Linked DNA regions of Homo sapiens: region 2 is linked to region 1. A link is an interaction called in ENCODE POLR2A ChIA-PET data of the cell type or tissue named here. Cell type or tissue: Panc1. All regions are shown on one strand. Each heading gives the region's core, and the rest is flanking DNA. Links, peaks and the distances in the headings are about the cores only. Region 1 holds the start of HOXC8 (homeobox C8). Region 2 holds the start of CISTR (chondrogenesis-associated transcript).

The links. Peaks named below come from ENCODE experiments on the same cell type or tissue, not always from the same donor. Only the 100,000 strongest peaks of a DNase experiment are listed, where the experiment ranks them.
Region 2: POLR2A ChIA-PET joins it to region 1 with 17 read pairs; 6 of 35 experiments call an interaction of 5 or more read pairs at or near these places.

The regions. Positions count from the first base shown.
Region 1 is chr12:54,003,915-54,013,408 of GRCh38, forward strand. HOXC8 (homeobox C8) reads left to right here and starts at 5,071. Exons shown (of 2, transcript NM_022658.4): 1 at 5,071-5,806; 2 at 7,175-8,855. The coding sequence starts at 5,371. The coding sequence ends at 7,467. RefSeq lists a silencer at 2,178-2,247 and an enhancer at 2,478-2,557. In Panc1, for the core only: CTCF peaks have their summits at 520, 2,210 (motif pointing right), 2,432 and 5,109; no DNase peak of the experiment used is centred there; H3K4me3 peaks cover 7,850 bases; H3K27ac peaks cover 7,504 bases.
Region 2 is chr12:53,742,907-53,752,400 of GRCh38, forward strand. CISTR (chondrogenesis-associated transcript) reads right to left here and starts at 9,073. Exons shown (of 3, transcript NR_186108.1): 1 at 8,868-9,073; 2 at 7,411-8,059; 3 at 3,431-3,942. All of the region lies in intron 1 of LOC105378250 (a long non-coding RNA gene), which reads left to right. RefSeq lists enhancers at 583-1,129, 4,831-5,359, 5,360-5,887, 7,448-8,036 and a silencer at 8,653-8,922. In Panc1, for the core only: CTCF peaks have their summits at 886 (motif pointing left), 1,086 and 3,905 (motif pointing left); DNase peaks (open chromatin) are centred at 895 and 3,915; H3K4me3 peaks cover 890 bases; H3K27ac peaks cover 636 bases; H3K27me3 peaks cover 607 bases.

The DNA of each region.
Region 1 (9,494 bases), core at 414-8,413:
GACATGGAAGGAGAGAGGAAAGAAAAGAAGGAAGAAAGGAAAGGAAGGAGGGAAGGAGAAAGATGGCAAAGCCAATACAATCAGAATTAGATGTAGTTTCTACTTCTCAATGCAGTCTCAGCTCCTCGATCCCCTTCTCCTAGTTCTTTTCTTCCCAATCTCTGTCTCCCCTACTCTGGTGTTTAGTTTGAATGTTTGTCTGGGGGTGACTGGGTCACGCTGTGCAGCTGCAGCATTTCTGGGGGATGGTGTGCCCAAGGCCCAAGGAAGCTGGCCAGAGATTAGCCAGGAGTGGGGTGCTCCCTGGTGGCCGTGGGACCCCAAGCGCAAAGATGTGGGGATGTGTGTGTAACAGTCCGGTGGGGCTGATCGGCTGTACTGCACCCCAGGGCGCCTTCCTAGAACCAGCAGTTTTAATCTGCTAATCAGAAGCAGACACAAGCTGCCGGGTATGCCTCGGCCCAGCGCCCCCTTTCTCGGAAATCCCCCAATCTGGAAACTGTTAAAATCAGACTGCTTGAAATATAGTCATTTAATATCTCAAGCTGCCCATTCTGCCAAAGGTGCAGGGTGTCGCTCTGAATATTTGGGGAGATACTCCGTGAAAAAAAATAGAGACCCAGCCCATGTGCTGCTCCCCGTAGCATCACCTTACAGGATGGTGAGACACTTGTAGGGACCAGCCCCTTCCCCATCATTTGAATCTCCTACTCTCTCCTTCTATTAAAACTCCAATGTCGGTGGCTGGAGGAGGGTAGGAAGGGGTGAAAATTTTGTTTCGATAATACTGGGGGGCAATCAAGTCGCAACAAGGGACTTCGCAGTCGCTGAAGCACCAGCTCCTCTTTCGAGCTTAGGAGACCGCCTCCCCAATTCCAGAAGCATTGTTTTCTTGGTCCATTTGAAAGGTGTTTTGCCTATAGTTTTTCTCCTTCCTCACACCTCTCTTTGGCCATTTTGCTGTTCTGGAACTCTGACTCCTGTTCCCCACCCAGTGGAGGCCAAGACACCCCTCTCTCCCCTGGTCGGGAGCGCTGGGATGCGGGCTTCTCTCCCAGACCGAGAGCGGCGTTTCCGGGCTTCCACCCCGCCCCTGCTCCCAGGCCCTGTCGCCTCCCCTCAGCGTCCATCAGCGCGGCCTGCTTCCTGCAGCCGGCCTGAGCGGCCTTACTGCGGGCAGGAAGGAGGGCCGCGGGCTTGGAGGACCCTGAGGAAAGCATGGGATGCAGAACAGGCCCACCCGGCCCGGCCCACTGTTCAATCCCAGCCCAGCCTGCAGGTCAGGATTGGAATCATTTTTTATTCGCTATCATTTACGAATTAACAACACAACACGCATCTGGGGAAAGAAATGAAAGCTGGGGGTAGAGAGGGGCTAGCAAACGCCCTCTTCCCCTAATCTTCCCCTCCCACCTCTCCTCTGCTCCTTTGTCAGAATCACAAAACCCTAAAGATTGTTCCACTTGAGAAGGCAGCGGATAGGTACATTTCCGCAGCCCCGAAATGCCACTTTTATGGCGCTGTTTGTCTCCCTGTTCTGGGTTCTCAATGGGGCCGAACAAAACAGCAGCGCGGAGCTGGCTAGACGTCTGGGCTTAATTGTTTTATGGTTTAAATAAGGTGGACACTTTCCTTTGAAATCGGATTATAGGAATGTTTTGTCTATGGCCCACGGAGAACAGGACCTCACTGGCTGAGAGGGAGAGGTGGAGAGCGCGCGCGCGAGAGGGATGGGCTACAAACCAGGGGTCAAACAGCCTGGAGAAGTCCGAGTCCCACCCCAAAGTCCTGCAGGCGGCGGCGGAATAGTCGGTGCGGGGCCAGCATCAGGGTAAGAGGAGGGAGGACTTTAGGGTGCGCGCCGCGGGCAAGCCGTCGTGGGAGCCTCGGAGCGTGCATCCGCGTTCGCGGAGATGTTCCAAGCCCAGAAATGCGCCTGAATGGGGGGAGATCGCGGCAGTTGCTTTGCTTAGAGTCTCTTAATTGGAGAAGGGAGGGTAACAAAAAGAGAAAACAGTGTGGAACCTTTCACAAGGTTTTATTTCAAGAACTTAGAAAACAAAAGAACAGCAGTCCTGGGGCAACTCCCAGGGAATCTCTCTCTTGAGCACCCATCTGGAGGTTCCTTCCTCCCACTTCCCACCTTTGGGGCAAGCCTGGGACCTCTTGTTAGCTTTTTCCCAGCCGGACTGCATTGGACCAAATGGACGCGAGGTGGCGCTGTTGCTCAATGTTAGAGGCGGCGGTGCCCCGGGCCGCCCTGGCCGCACTGACATTTGAGGCCCGGCCCGCAGCCGCTGCAAGAAGGCCCCGCGCCTCGGCCGGCCCGGCCCCACTGGCTCTGAGCAAATCAATCCTCTCACCTGCGAGGTGTAAATAATTCGCGAGTGGCAGCGGGAGATGGGCCCTCGATCTGGCAGCGGGCTCGGAAGGCTCAGGAGGGCAGGCATTAAAAATAATCGCTTTGTGGAGGAGATAAGTGCAAAGCAGGCAGCGCGTAATTAACACAAAAAGGCAGAATGACCCGGACAAACGAACATAAATCCGTGGTACCTATGAGGGCGGTGCAGGCCTCGGGGAGAGGGACAGAGACGGCCTCGGCGAGGATGGCTGCTTTCGGTTCCTTTATTTCCAGGCTCGGGGAGCGAAATAAACCAGATAACGTGTAAAAGAAAGCAAACAAACAAATGAAAGAACGGTGAGGGATCCCCAAAAGGGGAAACCAAGTCCGGCCAGGGGTTGCGGGACTGGTGGGCTCTCCGGGCAGGCGGCGGTGGCGGCACACTCGGGACAGTCGCATTCCAAGACACAAAGCCCCGGAAGAATAGCTCTCTGGCAGGGTTTTCGCTGGACCATAAAATGTCGAAATATCCCCCCACCCCACCCCCTAAATGATAAGGCGCAGGCCCCAGAGCGGATCCAGCCCTCTGGGCCTCCTTTTTCCAGGCTGGGAAGAGAAAGTATTTATGACAGTCTCCAGTGACCCAGATGCTGGGAGCCCAGAGTCCACTCTGTTCATCGCAGCACCCGAAGAGCAGGCTCAGAAAAGGCAGGGCTGGAGCCAAGGCTGAAGCGAGCTGTGGTACGGGTAGAGACGCCCTGTCCTGACCCCTACTGTTCTGGACCCTAGGGAGGCCTGCAGCCCTGGCACAGCCCTCTTCTGACCCTTCCCTCGTGCTGCTCCAATGCCAGAGTTCTGGGTGTCTAAGAGTTTGGGCAGCTCCTGAGATGGGGGTGGGATTCCCCAAATGCAGGGGATCCTGGAGGGAGCTCTTGCTGCCTGCACCAGTGAATCTCCTTTGGGAATTTGACAGAGAGTGGCCATTTCCCCAGCAATTACTTAGATAATAGGGGGACTGGGTTGGGTGGGAGGAGGTGTTCATTCTCTCTAAACCATCCTGCCCTGAACCGCCATTCCTTCTTCCATCTCCAGAGCTGGGCTCCGGATGGGGAAGGAAAAGGTCTGGTTGCCTAACCACCTCCTTCCTCATCCAACCCTGAAACCCCCAGGATGTGGAAGAAAAACAGGTAGCATTTTGCTTTCATAATGCAAAGACCTAAAGATGCATCTGTGTTTGTCAGGCATGTATGCATGTGTGCCTGGGTGTGCACATGTGCGTACAGTGTCTGTGAGGTGGCAGGGATGCTTCCAGGCATGTGTGTGCTAGTTTACACTGAGCATGGACTTGATGTGTCTCAGGGTGAAAAGTAGCACGTACAGTGTGTGTGTGTCCTGAGTGTGCTCTAGGATTTCCTGGGTGTAACAGCCTCACACCCTGGTGAGGGAGAGGACTGGAAAAATAATTCTTACTCATCTTTTTCATTCATATGCACACAGCATGCATGTATTCTCACCTTCTCCCTTTTTCTCTCTGTCTGTGTTAAGCCCAAATCACTGTACACACTTATGGCCAGAGAAGGGTGCTGATGGACTAAGGTTCTTTAATCCATTAGAATTAACTTGAACGTATTCAGTCTTGGGGATGGGGGAACCCTCCAGAGAAAGTGTGGATAAATATTTAAAGAGTGTCTGTTGATAGTTCCCATCCACATCCTGGCCTGGGCAGCCTGCCTGGGGAAGAGGGAGCTGCAGTGAAGCCAGGGGCCCCACCAGGCTGAGCTGGCATTTCCTATGGCATGGGGGTATGTGGGGACAAGTAAGAGGCCTGCTCCAGTCCCCTCCAACTCAGATGCAAATAGTCTCCTAAGAAGAAATGTCCTGAATCAGCCCAGCTAGAAACCAGGGACACACAGCTGCCCTTTCCTTTTAGTCTCCATAAGCAGCTTTGCTCTCAGAGCCCCTAGCCAAGCTTGTGGCCATTGCCTGGGTTTCCTGCTCCATGCAGGGGCTCGTGTCTGAAGGGGCAGTGTGGCCCTGACTGGGTATATGGAGTTTTCCCCAGCCCCACCTCCTCTGACCCTCTCCTCTACCCATAGCAGGTAGCAAGAGAGTCTCCTGGATCTAAGGAAGAAGACAGAACAGCTTCGGACCCTGGGGAGGGGCCAGGGGATGGAGGGTCTGATGCCTGAAGTATTTGGGAGTATGGTGTGCTTGTTCCTCCTCAAAGTCTCCAGACTTAGGGACCCCCTAGGAAGCCCATCTTTTGGGTTAGGGGCCCTGCTCTGGCTTGCAGGTATTCATCCCCTTGGAGGTCTTATACCTGTTGAGGTAACCTGGGTTGACCTGCTGGCTCAGGTATCTCTCTCTCTCTGAGAAGAAGGAAAAGAGAAGCGAGGCTGGGGGCGAGAGGCACCTTCACATCTAAATTCGTACCCTGGAAAACTGGCCCCAGCCATTAGCTGGGGCTGGCTCACCACCCCCCTACACACACCACACACCCCCATCCCTCCCCCTCTCCTCCCCTCCCCTTCCTCCAGGTCCCCCCAGCCCTGTACCCCTCAACCCCCGCCATCTCTCTCTCTCTCTCTCTCTCTCTCTCTCTCTCTCTCTCTCTCTCTCTCTCTCTCTCGCCTGTCTTCATGTCGTGGATTGATGAACGCGAATCGCGTGTAAGCGCCGCCACCGCCGGGAGTCTGAGGAATTCGCCTGGGCTGTTAGAGGAAAGAGCTAAGTGAGAGAGCGCGAGCTCTACCTACCGACAGTGAGGAGCGCCGCCGCCGCCGCCGCCGCCCGCTCGCCGCCCGCCGCCGCCGCCGCCCGCGCCCCAGCCCCGGGAGCTCTGCTGATCCGGCCGAGCTCAGCACCGAGGCGCCCCCCAACCTGCCCAGCCCCCAGCCCACCAGCCCAGCCCAGTCCCGGGGAGCCAGCTGGCCTGGGGTTCGGTCCCGGGGGGAGGGGAGTTTCGGGGGTACTGGGCGGGGTACTCGTGAGCCAGAGGGGAGGGGGCCGCGGGTTTTCATGTACCCAGCATGAGCTCCTACTTCGTCAACCCCCTGTTCTCCAAATACAAAGCCGGCGAGTCCCTGGAACCGGCCTATTACGACTGCCGGTTCCCTCAGAGCGTGGGCAGGAGCCATGCGCTGGTGTACGGGCCCGGCGGCTCGGCGCCCGGCTTCCAGCACGCTTCGCACCACGTTCAAGACTTCTTCCACCACGGCACCTCCGGCATCTCCAACTCAGGCTACCAGCAGAACCCGTGCTCGCTTAGCTGCCACGGAGACGCCTCCAAATTCTATGGCTACGAGGCGCTCCCCAGACAGTCCCTTTATGGGGCTCAGCAAGAGGCGAGCGTGGTGCAATATCCCGACTGTAAATCCTCCGCCAACACTAACAGTAGCGAAGGACAAGGCCACTTAAATCAAAACTCGTCTCCCAGCCTCATGTTTCCATGGATGAGACCCCACGGTGAGAAGCCTTTTCTCTTTCCCCCTTGGTCTCCCGCGCTCCAGGGTTTCCCCCCCTCCCTCGCCTCCTTTTTGTCTGCCCTCGCTTTTTCTCCTGGCTTTGGGGTCTCTCCCGCCCCACCCCCGTGCCTGTGCCTGGGTGGTTTTCTCGAAGTTGGGAAGGCTCCGCTGGGGCGGGGCAGGGAGGGGGTGCCTAGAACATTTAGGGGATTGGGGTGAAGGTGAGAGAAAGCTGGTGTGTGGCCGCAAAGGGTTAAAAATCGTTTTCTCCATCTCTGTCTGTCTGTCTCTCTCTGACTCTCCCACTCCCCATCTCTAAAGTCAAAGTTGGGGAGGTGGCTGGGAATGGTACCCTGAGTACCCTGAGACTGTCAGCCTTTGGAACAAACCAGTTTCTCCAGAGGCAGGGAGCCTGGAGTCCAGGACACTGGCCAGGCTGTCTTGGGGCAAAGGGAGACAGACCCCTGTTGCTCTGCCCTAGCCAGAGTGTGGTGAGACTCTAAGGACAGGCTCTCTGGCTCTCTAGGGCACCCATAACCTCCTCTCAGAGAACCAGCCTGAGGGCCACTACCCCAACTTTTTTATACTTCCCCCAGTTGGGAGAAGACGGGGGAGCCTGAGAGGAGGGGGAAAAAAGAGTGCTCAAAAGGAGAGAGGCCATAGAGATTAGGGGTTCCTGAGGTCCAGAAGACCCTAGCCGCCCCCCCAATCAAGGACTTGTGGGGTCTCCCTGAGACCTGCAGAGTAGCTTAGGTCATGAGCCCCTCCAAGGGTGGCCCCTCATGGCCCAATTTCGAAGTACAGGGGGAAGCGATAAAGCGACAAGTTCCGGCGGGGATGGCCCATGATTTATTTGCTGGTCTCCAGTTAGCAATCAGGCGGAGCGGTGACACATTCCAGCAGATCAATTATTTTTCTTATTGGAAAAGCATTAGGCAGAGAGAGACAAGGAGAGGGCAGTGGGCAGAGCCCCTCTTCTTTACCCCCAGCTTTTTTTCCTTTCTTTTGGAAACAGTCTGTCCCCAGCCTCGCTCACTAAATGCCCTGCTGCACTTGTAAACAAAGCTGCAAAGGCCAGTTCCTAGGATTACAGGCCTGGTGGGGGGGATTCTACAGGGCTCCCCAGCCCCTGAAAGGCCCCAGTTTCCAAACAGACCCTAGCCCCCACCCCCACCCCACCTCCCAAGGTGAAGCCAAACAAAAACAATCCCCCAACTTTTCTGCCCTTGTCTGCCTTCTGCTCTAGCCTTTTCCATAGAGGGGAGGCGAACTGAGGAGATCAGAGAGGGGAGTTTAGAGTAGGAAGAGTGGCAAAGGAAAACCAAGCCCCCATCCAAACGTAACCAGACTGGGGTTTTCTTCTGTCCAGCTCCGGGGAGGCGCAGTGGACGGCAAACTTACAGCCGGTATCAGACCTTGGAACTAGAAAAGGAGTTTCTCTTTAATCCTTATTTGACACGAAAACGTCGGATTGAAGTCTCTCATGCCCTGGGACTGACCGAGAGACAAGTGAAGATCTGGTTCCAGAACCGAAGGATGAAGTGGAAAAAGGAGAACAACAAGGATAAACTGCCGGGAGCCCGAGATGAGGAGAAGGTGGAGGAAGAAGGAAATGAGGAAGAGGAGAAAGAAGAGGAGGAAAAGGAAGAAAACAAGGACTAAGCAAAAAAGAAAGACCCCCCCCCCCTTAGCAACTCCCTTGAAGTTTCGTTTTATGGTAGCAGATAAATTGAGAAGTTTACGACTGTCATTTGCTTTTATAGAGAATAGAATGACACTCACAACTCTAACTACCTGTCAGATACTTGCAGCTCTGGTTTTATTACCTTTGGACTTCCCCCACTCTTTATTTGTTTGGGGGCTGGAGGGGGGAGACGGAGAAACAGTGAAAAGTTCGGACTCTCTGTCTCACTCCTTGCCCCACACACACTTGTCCCTGCCCCCACCCTTCTGAGTCCTTCCTGGATTTTAAGGTCTGAGACCTGGCCTCCGTGCTCCTCGGTCTGTCTCTCACCACACTCCCACCTCCCTGCTTCTCTGGTATTTATTTTAGAGGGGAGCCCCCTCGAAATGCAGAAAAGGACTTGTGGTTTTGTTTTTATGCTAAGGCTAGTGTACTAGATGTACTTTTTCTAAAAAGGAAAGGACAGAAAAAAATGAAGAAAGGAAAGGAAGACAAATGTAAAGAAATAAGGAAAAAAGCAAGGAATATCCCCTCCCCCTCCCCCTCCCCCTCCCCAGGGCTCCCTGCTTAGAAAAACCCCCTTGACTTTCTCTAGGAACCTGATGGAAACCTGAAGGAGATGTGGGTCTTTCCCCTCCCCCCATTTCCAGAAGGGTAGATAGGAGCCTGCAGTCGCCTCTAAAATCCTACCTAACCATCCCATGGTCACTCGGGCCCATGCCTTCCTCTCCTTCGCTGTTTGATTTCTATTCTGTTGGGCCCGCCTTCCTCTGAGCTGCATTAGTGTTAGTGCTCAGAAATCACCATAATCACGAAAATAATAATAATAAATCTTTAACATACTACCTAAAGGGAACCTGCAATAATCTTGAAAAAGAAAAAGAGAAAAATTTTAAAATCCTGCTATAGGAGAAAAAAAGAGAAAAAAATAAAAATCAAAAAAAAAAAAAAGAAAGAAAGAAACCTCCAGCGTATTTTATCACTACCTATAGAAAGAAATCCTGCTTTGAGAGTATTTGTAATGCGGTTTTGTTGTCGTTTGTTGCTGCTTATTTCACTAAGAAAACCCAACAACTGAGACTGCCTAGCCCGCCGGTCCTGTGCGCTTTTATTGTGCTTCTAACCCCAGTAGAGTAGAACTAAATTGCACTGAATGTATAGTTAACTCTGTCTTGAATTCTCTGTTTATGCAATGTGCTCGAAAGAAAAAAATGTTAAAAATATATCTATAATAATAATTTTTTGTCATTTGTCTTTATGTCCAGCTATGAATGTAGATTTTGTGTCCCGACAGCCCTGTTCCTGGTCCAAGTACTTTGTATTGTATACGTGAGTCATAATAATAAAAAGAAGAAGAAAAATAATAGAAGCTGGAATGACTTGCTTTTTCTCCACAGCTCTTCCCTATTCTCTACCTTCTCTCTCCTTATCCCCCTGTCCAACTCTCTGGAAAAGGTCTGCTTCACTGCTCTGGCTTTGGGGTTCAGAAACTCACGTGGAGAGAAGCCTGGGAATTGAGAAAGCATGCTGGCCTGGGAGGGCAGGTGAAAGGGGTGAGGGGTTGAGAGGAGGAAGAAAAGGAGCAGTCCATTGGTTGAGAGAGTAAGGAGTCTATAGGTATGCCCTTGGGGGAATCTTGGCTCCAAACAAAGTGGGTTTCCAGACGCCAGGATCCCAATGGGAAGAAAGATTTCCTCACTCATCCACCCTCCTCCTCCTCAGCCTTGGGCTGGGCCCAGACAAAGAATCTGCCCTATGCAACTATGACTTTTTCTTCCAGGGTCTGGGGCTGAGGATGAGATAGTGGGATTCCTTCTGATCTCCGCATGCCCCTTGTGGCCAGACCTTAGCACCCAGCACCCAGCACTAGAATAATGAACCGGGTGGGGATGTGTGAGGCTCAGGGCAACTGGCTGGCCTGTCTGCAGGGCTTGCCTGAAGATGGGGGATGCTAAGAATGGAGGGTGAGGAAGCTTAAGCCTGAAGGAGAGGAGAAAGGAAGGGG
Region 2 (9,494 bases), core at 721-8,720, 260 kb before region 1:
GTCTTCAGCCTGAACTATCTCTCTCCTTTTTCCAGACCAGCCTCTCAGCATTTTACAAGATTGTCCCATACTGTCCTCCTCTAGGAAGCCCTCCTTGACTGATCCTCCTGGTTCCGGATCCCAAATGTTTCCTTTCGAAACCACTGCCAAGGTGCTTGCAGGCCTCTTCCTGTTATCTTGCCTGTTCCCCACATACTGGCACCTCCCTGTGAGCAGGGCTGTTTTTCTTCTCTCTAGGGATCTGCCTTCTTTCTTCTTTCCTGTCTTCCAGGACCCTCTTCCCGCACCAGGAGAATCAGTGCTGCAGGGGAGATTGACTGAACCCTTCCCTGTTTAATGTTTTCTGGGAATGGCAGGGATAACGGAGTCCCGTTGGGTCTCATGGTCTCATACTGAGGAGGAGGAGGTGGCGCAGACCCTTTCCCTGACCGGATCTTGGTGGCTTACTCTGGTGTAGGCTCCCCCAACCCCAGCTCCTGGTACTTCTGCTCTGGTTGCCTCTGGGCAAGTTAACAGCTCTAGGCTGCTGTGCTGGAGCCCCTGGGGCGCTGGGTGTGGTGTGGGCAGCGGCAGGCAGCCCCTCTGTGATTCTCAACTTGGGCTTCTCACCGCACCTGACTGCCTGCTCCCCCACTTCCAGGTTCGTGTTTCTCCGGTTTGTGTTTCTCCGGTTTCCCTTGCACCTTCCCTTTCCTTCTCCCTCCCAATCCTCACCCAGCCCATTTATCCGAAGAGCTGGAGTCCTTCCAGAACGTTTCTCCTTTCCTGGGTCCTTCGGGGTTGGCAGCCCCCAGGTGGGGAAGGGGTGAGTGGAGAATGGGTCCTGGCTCTAGTGAGGCACCAGGTCTAGCTCTGGATCAATCGATGCTTTGGCTGCCACCTTGTGGCAGATACGGAGAACTGCAGGATTGGGGTCCCTGCGCTGAAAGTGGGATCTTCTGGAGAGGGAGGAGGAGATGATGGCAGAGGTGTACATTATGAGGGTAGCAAACCTCAGATTTCCAAATTGACATTGGGGTCTCCTAATTCCTGACTGACAGGGAAGTAGAAACCTGCCAAGTAGCAAGGACACTTAAGGATGGAGACAGAGAATTAAAACACTGTCCTTCAGTCTCAAACCTATTGTTCTAATCCTCCTTCCCTAAAACAAAAACAAAAACAAAAACAAAAACCCTAAAAGGGCAACAGCCTGAAACTGAAGCAGAAGGAGCTGAGGTCTGATCTGCAGAAGTTCCTGTAAGTCCCAAAGTGTATTTGGATGCTCTGCCTGTGACTGTTGCACGGCTTTTTCATAGCTCCTCTCCACCCCCAGTCAGTGAGTCTCCCACCTTCTCCAGGCTCCTTAATCCCATCATGCTCAGTTCATTGGTCCTATTCAGAAAATCCTAGGTTCCTTAGCCTTTCTACCCAATCCTGGGTTGTGCCTATGACCAAGATGCTGATCTGGGAAGTCCCTTCTCTAGTCTAACTCCAATTCTTCCTATAGCACTGGAAATGGAGAGAACCACCATGCAGCTATCAGAGCTGCAGATGGGAAGCTGGGACCCTAAGAAAGTGGGGAAGATGAGGAAGGTTCTGAGGGAGGGCGGCTCTGCCACAGTTTCTCCTGCCATCTTCCTCTCCCCTGCCCCCTTGGATCCTTGGAGATGAAGGGGATGCGACAGAGTGGCCCACCTCACTGGAGAATTCTCTCCACTTGGGCTCCAGGATTCATAGGTACTGGGGGAAAGCGGAACTTCTGAGTTCCAACCATGAGCCTTGTTATTCTCCTCTGTAGAGTGGGTATTGGGGAGAGTGAAGATGGGGGTATTTGTCTCTATCAGGCCTTCTGGTCTCACTTAAGAGTCCTTCTGAAGTGTTTTTCTTTCTTTCCACTTAAATCCCAGGCTCTCAGAAGCTCTTATAATGATTCTTGGAGCTCCTATATCACTCCCCCTCAGTCCAGCTCCCTTCTCTGGTGAGCCAAGGGTCACCAAATCCTCCCTGCCATTCTCTCTCTGCTTCCCCTGGCAGTTCTTGGAGATCTTGGCCAGGAGCCTCGGCTCTGCAGGTCCCGGCGCCCTCCCTCTGAGGTGCCATTCCTCCCCTGCCTCATTTGCTGCCACTGACCTTACTGAGTTAAATTAAAAAGCAATGTTCTGTGTGCGGCTCCAGCCCTGTGGAGCTTGACTCTGGGAAGACGAAGACAATTACTGGCCCCTCCATCTCCCTCTCATCTGGCTGCCTTATAATTTTTCCCCCCGCTGCCTGGTATGCAACATTTATGTTTTTAATAACACCAGAATGGTTTTGACCTTGGGAATTCATAGCAGAATGGGCACTGCAAGAGGCCCCGACGTGATTGGCGTTTGTCTCAGTCCTTTGCAGGGACAAGACTCTGGTGCCTCCTGGATTCTGGGGAAGGTGTGTAGGGGCTGCACCCCATGCGGTTTAAGAAGAAATCTCAAAAACCAGAGTGGACAAGGACATGGGAAGGGGGGAAACAGAGGGGGAGGGTGTTGTCTTTTTAGGTTTCCCCTGGAGGATGAAAGTTAGAATAAGGTGTTTGAGAGGTTGGGATGTTTTTCTCCTCTTGTTTTATAGGAGGAATCCTAGATTGGGGATGGCATGGAATACGTGTGTGTGGGGGGGCAATGGGGAAGGGGTGGTGTGTGATGCAAGTGTATACACACACTCAGGCCATCAGTGCACAAGCTTGCACATATACCCCCGACACAATTGGATCCATTTCTCCTCATTTACTCTCAGCTTCTCTAGCTCTTTAGCTTCAAGGAGAGTAGATAAAATGAGGACTAGCCAGAGGACTGAGGTCAGACTGTAAGTAGAACTTACCAGCTGAGAGTAAAGGGGGCAGGGACAGAGTCCTCTTCTGGCTTGTAGACAGATTTTCTTCCCAATCCCTCCTACCTTTCTTCCTTTCTCTTTTCTATGCCTACCTCCCTGGGTGGCTCAGCTTTTGAGATGAAAGGAGAACCAGTGGCAGCAAGAAGAATCTGGAGGAGGCATGGGTTGGTCAGCAGAGGGACGGGAGAGGCAAGAAGCAGTGGTGGGACCAGCTGAGGGGATGCCTGGGAAGAGAGAGCTGAAGATCACGTGCAGGCCCTCTCCTCCAGGTGTAAAGGGCTGTGGTAAGATGGACCAAGGTTAGAACTGGGAAAGGGCTTCTGTGTCTACAGCTTTGAGGAGTTTCTGGAACTCCAGTGAAAAGGCCAAATTATAAATGAAGAGAAGCTTCTTTTGCAGTTCAGAAAGTAGGAAGAGAAGGGACAGAGGGCCATGTACCTGAGGATGAGGGGTGCACAGCCAGGTAGCTACAGCACACATCTGTGTCCTGGGTTAACAGTCTTGTATGCACCAGTTCCATATGTAAACATATGGAACACAGTAGCTTTGGCATTGATTGTTTAAGCCAGGGATTTGAGATGCTGTCTGGTTGTGGCCTGTAGGGTATGGTTTTATTTCAGGAGCTGCAGCTGACACAATGGGAAGACCCCTGCGCAGAGAACCAAGAAGTCGTGGGTTCTAGTTCTAGCTCCAGTTATCAGCTGGGACCCTAGGGAATGTCACGGAGGAGCGTGGGTGTCATCTGCTATACCATGAAGGAAAAGCCACAGGGTCCTTCTGTGCCAGCAGCCCCAGTGCTAGGAGAACGAGAAATGGAAGGGAGGCTGAGGAGGGCGATGGCATTTCAGGGACTAGAGAGCTTGAGAAGGGATGCAAGGATTCCTGAATTCTGAAATTCATGGGTTTTTGCTCGAGCTAAAGACGTCCCCGGCCTAGGGCAGCCCAGCCTGGCCTTGCCTGGATTCCAGACAGCATCCAGGGCCGACGTCTGGATCTGTAGGGAGCGCTGTTCTCTGCCGCCCTCCTGTGGCCGCTGAGCCCTTCGCAGATCGCTGCTGAGAAGATTCCGCTCCTCCGCAGAGCCGCGTTCCTCGCCCCCTGGTGGAAATTGCGTATATTACAAGAAGCGATCTTGGGTTTCTAGCCGCAGCTTTCCCCCAACAGTTTCCCTAGTTTTGGAGGCATTCACAACCTCTTCAAAGCTGGGAAGGTCTTCCGGAGATTTAACACTCTATACCTTTGCCTGAAGTTTTAAGTTCTGGTTTTGGAAAGTGGATAGTGGAGACAAGGGGCCGAGATTGAACAGAGGGCAATTTCTCTTCTTCCTCTTTGGGTTTCAGCCTACAACCCTGTATTCCTAGGGTCACTCAGAGTTTTAAAATCAGGGTCTGGTGACATTCCTGGAGAAAATGGATCTGGAGCAGACCAGGCATTGTGCTTCTGGGCTTCTTGGAAGTTGCACCTGAGCGCAGTCCGTCAGTGTCGGCAGGGAGATGGATTGGCAGGAGCCAGGAGGCAGGAGGCAGGCATGATGGAGGGAGATGGCATATTTGACAGATGCTGACAGGGCTCGTTATTTGCTAGCTTTGGAATCCCCTCCCACCCACCAGGCTGCCCTTGGCCCTCCCCTCCCTGCACTCAATGCTCATTAGTGATTGCCTGTCTTTGGGGGAGAAACCCAGTGGGCCAAGCTCCGTGGGGGTGGGCAAGGGAGGGAGAGGAAGAGGAAGAGGAAGGGGCAGGGACACAAGGCAGATGCTGGATAAGTCGTGGTTGGAATGACTGGGATTTGGAGCTGAGATTTGATGATTACTGGGATGCTTGGCAGGTGTAGCTGGGGATATTGTCCAGGGGCCAGATACTGAGTTACTGGGGGTGGTGGGTCGGGAGGCATATTAAAAGGAATTGAGTTCCACTGATTTAGGCACTGATTTGGGGAGAACTGATAAAATAGGAGCTGACCATTTTACTGGGGACTTACTATGTACAGGGTAGGTCTACAGGTGCTATGAGGGGATAAAAGACGCACTCCACCTATTTCCTGCTCCCCTTCCTGTGTTTTGAGACCTGCCACATCTCCCTGCACTTGTTGCTCCATGTGTGTCTGAGGGGTGCAAGGTGCTGCCGGGCTGGGGATGTGGAGACAACTCTCCCAAGCAGTTTGTGACCTTCCCACACCCCCTTCCAGTAAAGCTCCTCCAGTCGGCTTCCCACCTCTCCTCATTCCTTTTCTCTTAGAATGTACAAGACATGTAGATATCTGGGTGGGAGAGGGGGCCCTTGGGTGCCCTCCCAGAATTTCCAGTGGCTCCCAGTGGAGGAACTGGGTTGGGGGCAGTGGTAAGCCATACTATCCCGAGAGGCCAGGGGAGCAGGCAGGGAGGGGATCTCCATTTGGAGTGTGGAGAATGTTCGATGAGGAGGAGAATGCTGCAGTCAGAGACCGCGCTGCATCCTAATCAGCGCTGCGGAGGCTGCACCGCGGGCCGTCAATCTTCCACACAAAGGGCCGCCCGCCCTCTTCCCTCTCCAAGCCCTCCGCGCCAGCGCCCCCCCAACTCCATCCCCAACACTGCGGGGCAGGAAAAGAGGCAGAGAAGGGGGGAGATGACGGACACACAGACAGGGACAGAAAGACCCAGTAAATTGAAGCCAAGATGGACAGAGTGGGACCCATAAGGCAGAGTGGGTCCCAGCACTCTGGAGATGAAGAGAGACGGACAGAGGGAACAGAGACACTGCCGAGTGGAAAGGGAAAGACAGAGGAGAGACAGACCTAGAGACAGGACAGAGCCAAGACAGAGGAGCATCCAGAGAGCAGACAGAAAGATCGAAGACTCACACAAGGCCAGAGCCACCCAGAAACCAGCCATAGCAGAGCAGTCACGGACACAGAGGCATGAGAAGGTCCCAGGCCCAGGGAGAAACTGAAAGCCATGTACCCCGAGCCAAAGGCACACTGACCCAGGGCCAGGACCAGGGCCAGGGCCAGGGCCGATAATATACCAGAATGTATCAGTAGACTGAGAGAAGCAGAGAAGGGGAGGGAGAAGATGGGTTTCCAAGGAGAAAGGAAATGAGAGTGATGGTGGGGAGGCAGTAAGAAGGGTCAGGTAGAGGTTGCAGGGGGTGAGATGGGGATTCTGGGTTGAGGGCTCTGCTGGCCTTCCAGGGCCTGGGACTCAGGTGGGCGGGGAGGCCTATATGTGTGAGTGTGTATGGGTGTGTGTGTGTTGTGTGTGTGTGTGAGCAGGAACCTGGCAATTCCAAGCTCTTCAAAATGCCAGAGTTGTCTGGTGCTGAACCAGACAGCCACACACCCTCCCTCTGCATGGACAGCTTGGAGCAGTTATGGTGGGGTGTAGGGGAGAGAACAGAAGAAAGATGGAAGTTAGAGAAAGACTGAGAAAGAAAAAGAATGGCAGAGCCCCAGCAGAGATCAAGGGGAGAGAAAATGATATTGAAAAAGGGAGTAGAGAAATTGGCAGAGGACAGTCAGAGAAAGACAGAGGTGGAGAAAGAAATATGATGGAGGCAAGAAGTGTGTGTGTGTGTGTGTATATATATATATAAAAGACAGGGAGCAGAGAGTGCCTCTAACTGCAGGAGGGCGAGAGGGGCACGGAGAGAGAGGGGGCTGTTGAGAGGGAGGCAGACTAAGGGGAAATGGGGAGGGAAGGCAGGCAGGGCACCTATCTACCTGGAGATGCTGGGCTGGAATCAACCCAGCATCATGTTTACCTGATGAAACAACCCTGCAGTGAGTTGGGGAGGCAATCAATGAGTTTTTCTTTCTTTCTTTTTTTTTAGGGTGACCCTGTCATTTTCTTTAAGTACAAAGAACCTATTCCAATGCATGCTATCTCCTTTAACATAGCAGGTTTCAGCAACTGCTGCAGGTGCCTGGGTCATTCCTGGCAATTTCTCTTTGGGGATCACCTTTAGAGCCTGCAGTATAGCTCTGAGCATCTGCACCAGAGGCAAATTTGTATCCTTTAGGGGTAGATCTAATTTTTGAAAACAGCCTAAGTGTTAGCAATCAAGGCTGGAGAGTCAGGTGAGGACCCAGCTGGGGAGCAGTATTTCCAGTTAAAAAGAAGGTGAAAATGGGAAGACATAGAGGAGGGTGTGCCCTCCTCCAAAGTGGCTCTGAAAGGCAATCCTGAAGGGGAACCTTGCAAGATATGACAGAAGGAGATCTTCCAGTGGCTGCTTGAGGGCCAGTTTCATTTTTCTGTCTATTAAAACTGGGCAGTAATGTTCCCAGGAGCATTCACAACCTGGCACTGGAGGGATGAGGCCTGGCATCTGATGATCTTGGGCACAGTGGTGCTGGCCTTGGGGATCTTACAGTCATCCTCCCTGCCAACATTATGTTTATAGGTGCAAAGTTACCCCGTTGACATTCACCACAGCAAAGATCAACAAGTGCAAATGACTAGGGCAAATTCAGAATCCAAGCCAGTTAGTTCATCAGGGAAGGCTGCTAGGAGTGGGGGAGTTAGAGAGGTGTGCAAAGAGAAACCCAACAGGGCATGCAATAGATTAGGAGAAGAGCAGGAGTACCTCTGGCTGATGGTGCTGAGGCAGGTGAGCAAACCACAAATGAGGCTGTGGACAGCTTTGCTAGCCTGGAGCAACGAGCTGGATTCAGGAACCAGCATGAAGGGGAATGGAAGGGGGCAGGTTTTGAAGTCAGGCTGGGTGATCTGAATTTGCTGAGAGAAACTGGGGCCCAATGGGGATGCACTAACGTGTCAGGTAGAGTGTGTGAGTGTGTGTGTGTGTGCACTCACACTTGTCTGGATAGGTGTGTACTTAAGTTTGCATGTTTTTTTCTGTGTGCGTGTGTAGGGGCATATACATCCAGGTGGCTTTGTGCCATGTGGCTTTGTACCCCAGGCTCTTGTCTATCCATCTGTGTGACTGGCATGTGGCTATGCCTGAATGCGTTTGTTCATTTGTGTGTTTCCATGTGGTCATGTGCGAATGGTATCTCAGTTGCTTTTTGTGTATTTTACTTGGCTACGTGTGGCGAAGGGCAGCGTGTGTGTTTTGCGCGCGTGTGTGTGTGCGTGCTCGTGTCTGCAGGAGGAGTGGGGCCGGCAGGGAGCCCTGGCTACCCAAGCATTGCCGTCTGTCTCTCTCCCTCCACTGGCTCCATCTGCCGTCGCTGAGGTCGTGACAAGGAGGCAAACAGCAAAACGGCAAACAGCTACGGCGGGAGAAACAAGAACATTGTAAGCCCCGCGCAGACTGTCCCTGTGGAGGAGAAAGGCACATGAGCAGCCAAAGGGACGGACACTCACACACACACACACGCACACACTCACTCCTGCGCACACAGGCTGCTCCGCGGACACGCTTCACGGAGCAGGTGTGCCCACGCGCAATACCCTCCTGGCCCACAGGCCTCCGCACGCACAGGACACACACACACACTCTCTCCTGGCCTCCCTCCCGCCGCCCCTCCTCTGAGCCCTGCGGCCCGGCCTTCCGCACCTCCCAACGCCTGCAGGGGTTGGGGGCGCTGGGGCTCGGGGCGCTCACTCGGACCTCGGAGCCAATCGCCAGAGATCTAATGGCTCCTTTGGCAGTGGGAAGGGGTGTGCGTGGGTGTCCTCTCCTTCACTCTTTCCCCAGCCCTGTCGCCTCCCACCCCCCTTCCGGCCGCGGCAGTTTCCGAAATCGCCCGGCGGCCGCGAATTCATTAGTGGGGGGCGGATGTAAACGCAGCGCGGTGGAACGTTTTAATTAGGCCTGAACAATAAACAAGCTAAACGAGGCGCGCAGGACTCCCTGGTGGGCCCTCAGCCTCCTCCGCGCGGCGCGGACTCATTACGGCTGCAGCCAATTTCATGCCAGCGCCGAGCACTGGCTGGGCCGGGAGTGGGGTCGGGGGTGCGTGCGGGTGCGATCCGGGCCTGCAGGGTGCGGAGCGGGGGCGTCCCGGGGCGAGGGCAGCGGGCCGGTTCCCGCCCGCCCGGGGCCGCGGCTTCCGCATTTCTGCACCATCCACCTGCCTTTTTCAGTGTCCTTGAGATGACGCTCCCTCCCCACACCAGAGCGGCCGGCTGGAGAGTCTAGCTTGCTTTTTAGGGTCTCTCTCCCGCCTCTTTTCCTCCCCCGCTCCCTCTCTCCTTGCGGCTGACTCCAGCTCCCCCTCGGTGCCCGTAACCCTCCTTTCCTCTTTTTGCCGCAGTCTCCGTCTCTCTTCCACAGGGTCTCTCCCTCCCCCTCTCCCCGTGGTTGTCAGACTTTCTCCTGGACTTTCTCCGCCCCGCACCGCCCGCCCCGGATGCCGAGCGTGGTAGACTCTGCAGCCGGGCTCCTCGCTGCCCGCTGGCGCTGCCTACACCCCCTTGGGCTCCCCTCCAAGGTCCCCTCCGCTCGCCCCTCTCTGCCCGCTGCCGCCGCCGCCGCCGCCTTCCAGGCCTCTCTCCACCCTCTGTCTCTTTCTGCCTGGGTTCTTCCTTTGGGCCGTCTACCCTCGGGTTTCAGGTTGGGCATTGCTCCCGCACCCTACTAATTGGGGCTCTTCTGGACCGATCCAACCAGCGAAGTCGAATTTGGCTCGTGTCCTTCTCTCCCTTTTTTGCGAAGCTGCAGACACTGCTTGCTGGCCCTCCGGCTCTGCCGGGACTTCCCTG